Regions from separate parts of the Homo sapiens genome. Here region 1 is linked to region 2. Evidence: chromatin loops called from intact Hi-C (ENCODE). Cell type or tissue: endothelial cell of umbilical vein. All regions are shown on one strand.

Region 1 (2,500 bases), 590 kb before region 2:
TTGCTGTTTGTTTTGAGAGGGAGTCTTGCTCTGTTACCCAGGCTGGTGTGCAGTGATGTGATCTCGGCTCGCTGCAACCTCCATCTTCCGGGTTCAAGCAATTCTGCCTTGGCGTCCCAAGTAGCAGGGATTACAGATGCATGCCACCACACCCAGCTAAATTTTTTGTATTTTTAGTAGGGATGGGGTCTCACCATGTTGACCAGGCTGGTCTTGGACTCCTGGCCTCAAGTGATCCACCTGCCTCGGCCTCCCAGAGTGCTGGGATTACAGGCGTGAGCCACTGCGCCCGGCCCAGATTGCTGTTTTTTTTTTTTTTTTTTTTTTTATGATGTAAAAGTATCAACATATTTTTTAAAGAAAGTTTCATCTGCTGCTATCTAGAGGAGGTAGCTGGAACCAGAGCACCAGGCTGGCACTGGCAAGGAGGAGAGGGCACCTCCCGGCATGTGGACGGAATGACCCAGGTGAGGCGGGTGTGGCGCCAGAGGGGCCTGTTGCAGACCTGAAGAACTCCAGTGTGTTTTGCAGAAAGGGAGTTTCAGAGAATAAGGGGCAGCCTTGACTCAGACGGCTTGGGAGAGGAGTAAGTGCAGCCCAGCCTCCAGGGGAAGGGGAGGAAAACTGAAGGTTTGTAAGGGATCTGGCCAGCATGGTCTTGATGCCTGGAAACAGCTCCTGGGCTTCTCACCAGTATTGGGAGCTGACTCTTAGAAAGGCAGCCTTCCTGGGGAGCACACCCTCGAGGGGCCGGAAACCGTGAAACTGACCAGAAGCACATAGGTCCAGTGGGCACTGAAATACATTCTCAGGAAGGAAGTGTAGCTGAAGTCCAGAACTCAGCTTACTCTCACTCCTGGGCCTGCTGCTGCCTTAATGTGCCTGCTCCTGTGTTTTTGTTCTGATAAACACGTATAGCACTTTCAATTATGCTGTTACTTACAGCTAAGTAAAGCAGTACTAGGTGGATTTGTCAGTGCCACTTCCTACAAAGTGAAGGCTGGATTTTTGGGGGACTCATTTCCAGCAGCCACCAGCAGGTGGAGGGAGTGAGATGCGTAAACAAACTGTCCCTCATGCTTGGTGTTTGGGCAGATGCATTGCTAAAGCGTGCTCACTAATAAATCCCCTGCTGATATGGCACAAATATTTATAGCCGATGATTGATGTGAAATTAACAAAAACTAGCAGTTGACAGCGATATGAGGTGGCAAAGGCTATTTGGGAAAGTTTCCGTTGTCTTTGAAAATTAAGAAAAATTATACGTTTACTTGCCTTGCTAAGAACTGTTTAAGAATAAATCAACATAAACTAGGGCAGCTTCTTAAACTATGATGGAGAAGCACAAGGTCAAAGTGTTTCGTCTCAGAATGAAGCAGTAATGTATTACTTTGCGTACTGTGTACAGGGGCCGGCAGATGTTTCTGATGTTATGAAGCTATGCTCCTGGAAGTGGTTGTGAAAATCGCAGCCCTGTGAATTGTGTGCCCTAAGAGCCAGCTGTGCTCCTAACAGTGATGCCGTCTTTCCATGGAAATCACCCATAAGCACAGCCTTCAGTCTAACTTCATGTCAAGTCTAAGTGGCACAGCTATCCATGAACACTGTAAACATTCCCAGCTCCATCTAAGGTGATTAAACGGAGTCAGAACCCGGCCATGGATGTGTATTCACTGTTATTTAACAGATGCTCAAACTAGACAGGTGGGACTGTCCAGATGCCTGTGGGGCACTACAGAGTTTTGAGGAAATAGAGTCTCAGACTGGAGCCCCAAGGACCTTGAGGACAGGAGTCTACCTGGGGAGGGGCATCCCAGAGACTTACTCCAGCTGCTTAACTCCGGTGTGCCTGGAGTCACCTTGGGACCTTGTTACCTGCAGATTTGGATTCAGCAAGGCAAGGTGGACCTGAGAGTCTGTGTTTCTGGTGAGCCACAGGTAGCACCCCGGCTGCTGGTCCCTGGTCTGGGGAAAGGCAGGCAGAGTTGGAGAGACCCTTCCCGGGTTCCTGGTTGCAGGTGCTGTGTCATCGTATGGCTGTATTTGAGGGGATTGTGTAAGAAGATGTTGTTAAATTTATTTTTAGAATAATAGACTTTTAGATAGAAGAGAAACCTCGGAGGTCAATCAGCTTTCACTCTTCCTCTCTTGTGCCCCAGTCCTAGTGATGAGAAAAGCAATGATGTTTCCCAAGGCCGGGGCTGTCGACTGAATTGTGTCCCTGCAACCCCGTGTGATGGTATTAGGAGGTGGGTCTGTGGGAGGTATCAGGTCATGGGAGTGGACCCCTTGTGGTGGCACGAATGCCCCTCAGGAGCGCTTGCTCTGTACCCTATGAGGACATCATGAGGAGATATGGCTTCTGCAGGAAGAGGCCTCACCAGGAACCAAATTGACCAGTACCTTGAACTTGGACTTCCAGCTGCCAGAACTGTGAGAGGTAAACGTGTGTTGTTGAAGTGCCTCTGCCGGTGGTCTTTGTGATAGCAGCCCCAGCCGA
Region 2 (2,500 bases):
CCTCCCACCTTTGAATCTCCTGGCTGAGGGCCTCTGGGCAGCGATTACACCCACCCTTGGGGACTGGTGCTGGGGACCCCTTCCTGGGCTGGTCCCTTTCACTCCAAAGCCCCAGGTGAAGGCGGTAGCCGGTGGAGCAACGCGCTCTTCCTATCAGCAAACCCAAGAAACAAAGGGGGAGGCTCTTCTGGGGAGAGCGCGACAAGAAAGGCTCAAGACATCCCTTCCAGCACAGCTGAAAAATAATAGCTTAATATTAACTGCTTCTCATAAAAATATACTTTCACAGAGACACAGTTACAAGAAGCAAACCCTCATTTTATCCCGTACTTTGTGCTCATGGCTGTTAGCTGCCTCAGTAATTTAATTGGAATGGAACGTGAGAAATGTGTCATTTTTGAAGAATTTATGCATCACTTCCTAGAAATCTCATTGTGTTAACTAGGAGCCTACTGCGTTCTGTTTAGAACCCATAATCACATTTTTATGTGTCTGTATTACGAGTTAATGTGACCTCCTGTCTTTAGCAGATAAAAAAAATGTTCTCTTGCGATAACATCTGTATCAAACTCTGGCTTACATCAAATACGCCACAACCCTGGTTTTCCAAGGTTCTCCAAACTTACGAACTTTCTTAAGAGCAGGGAAAATAAATGTGAATGGAAAAAGCGTCTACCAAATGAATAATTACCCGCTAAATTAAAACCCTGTGTTAAACATAGTTGACAGCAAATACTGCATTCTCAATCATGTTTTTTGCTTACAAATTGCATTACAAAGAAATCCACCGTTTTTATCGGAGTGATTAAGCAAAGAATGTTAGGACTGCAGAAATACCATTCTGGAAAATTAGATGAAGGCTGAAAACCCAGCTAGTTACATTGCAATAGTAAATGTATAATTTTGTTAAAGAACACGTTTAACACACAAATGAGGATTGGGATGTTATTATGGTATCATAAAAAATTCAACTGAAAATTATATTTATTTATAAACACATTAACTATAAACTGCACATATTTAATACAAAGGAAGCAGGCAATTCCATAATCAATATTTTAATTATTGAATTTTTTATTATGGCAGCACGATTCTATATGATAGTTTACGAATCTGTAGTTTTCGTAGGCTCCCCTCCCCTTTATCATGTGAGCTAAGATCTTCCTGTTTTCCTCCTTTTTAAATTCTGGGGAGAGTAGGTTGGTGGGAGAGGGTAAGACCGTTTGCTTATGGCGCCACCTGCAGGCCTCTCTGAAAATGAATTTCAATACCTATTCAATCTTCCGCAGGGTTCTAGATTCCTCAGGCTTATTTTAGCAATTTAGTGAAATTAATTTTTGTTTTAACAGAGAAAGATGTTAACAATTTCAACGCAAATCCCGGAGTTTGAAAAGGATTTTGATGTTCTCAAACTACACTTAAATCCTAGAAATGAGATGCAGTATTGACCATAATTGAAATACAGGGGTTTCTGCATATCCCATCTGGACATAACAAATTTGACTAAGCAGTAATTTATCCTTAAAATAATGGAATAAAAGATACAACATTCCTGATTTATCCCTTGGCCCTTGGGCAGCCCTTAAAAGATGAAAAGCACTTGGCAAGCTAATAGCACCCGAAATTGTAGTGATTGAGCAGCTTCTTAGGTGCCTGGCGTGGACAGGAGGTGGGGGCACTGGAGTGGACCAGCTCATTCCGCAAGCCTGTATTTTACACCATTTCTGCAGAAGGTTAAGTGTTCTTTGCAAAAGTTCAACAGCCTGCCCCATCAGTGTGTGTCCAAAGGGTCATTTCAGAGATTGGAAATTTGACAATTATATACAGTTAACTGGGATCAGCAAATGCTCCATAGACTTAAAGAGTCAGTGGCTTTGATTTTCTTTAAACCATACTGAGTCGATGATTATCAAGTAACTTAAATCAACGTAAATATACTAAAAAGGCAGGCCTAATGCTGGGTTCAGAGTTTTAAACATAACACGTCACACAGTACTGGGTCTGTGTACTAATTGCCTGTGGACTGTGGATTGTGTCTGATGGTCCAACCATGAATGTTTCGTCCTGTCCTGGACATGGTTGGTGCGGACAGAGGCCAGCCTCCCCAGGACCAATATTAGTGGAGAGCTTCATTTGTGTATTTTATTTTTTTGAGATGGGGTCTCACTCTGCCACCCAGGCTGGAGTATAGTAGCACGATCTCAGCTCACTGCAACCTCTGCCTCCCAGGGTCAAGCGATCCTCTCATCTCAGCCTCCTGAGTAGTTGGGACCACAGGCATGTGCCACCACACCTGGCTAATTTTTTGTATTTTTGGCAGAGATAGGGTTGCCCGGGCTGGTCTTGATCTCCTGAACTCCAGCAATCCACCTTCCTAGGCCTCCCAAAGTGCAGAGGTTACAGGTGTGAGCCACTGTGCCCAGCCACTTCTTTTTTAATTCTCTGTCGTCAAATGACAAGTAATAATCAAAGACATTCAATAAAAGTTGGAGGCAAAATA

The links. A loop is a pair of places that touch in the nucleus more often than their neighbours do. Peaks named below come from ENCODE experiments on the same cell type or tissue, not always from the same donor. Only the 100,000 strongest peaks of a DNase experiment are listed, where the experiment ranks them.
Region 1: it touches region 2 in a loop (19-fold over the local background); 4 of 110 quality-filtered maps call a loop at or near these places.

Annotation. Positions count from the first base shown.
Region 1 is chr2:235,594,579-235,597,078 of GRCh38, forward strand. The region is part of intron 1 of AGAP1 (ArfGAP with GTPase domain, ankyrin repeat and PH domain 1); the gene reads left to right. Among named protein-coding and RNA genes, the nearest start is that of TNRC17, 78 kb to the left of the region's middle. RefSeq lists enhancers at 907-1,201, 2,200-2,500. In endothelial cell of umbilical vein, a CTCF peak has its summit at 1,041 (motif pointing right); a DNase peak (open chromatin) is centred at 1,033.
Region 2 is chr2:236,179,821-236,182,320 of GRCh38, forward strand. All of the region lies in intron 1 of GBX2-AS1 (GBX2 and ASB18 antisense RNA 1), which reads left to right. Among named protein-coding and RNA genes, the nearest start is that of GBX2, 13 kb to the left of the region's middle. RefSeq lists enhancers at 1-19, 20-535. In endothelial cell of umbilical vein, a CTCF peak has its summit at 1,242 (motif pointing left); DNase peaks (open chromatin) are centred at 431 and 1,211; H3K4me3 peaks cover 570 bases; H3K27ac peaks cover 1,224 bases.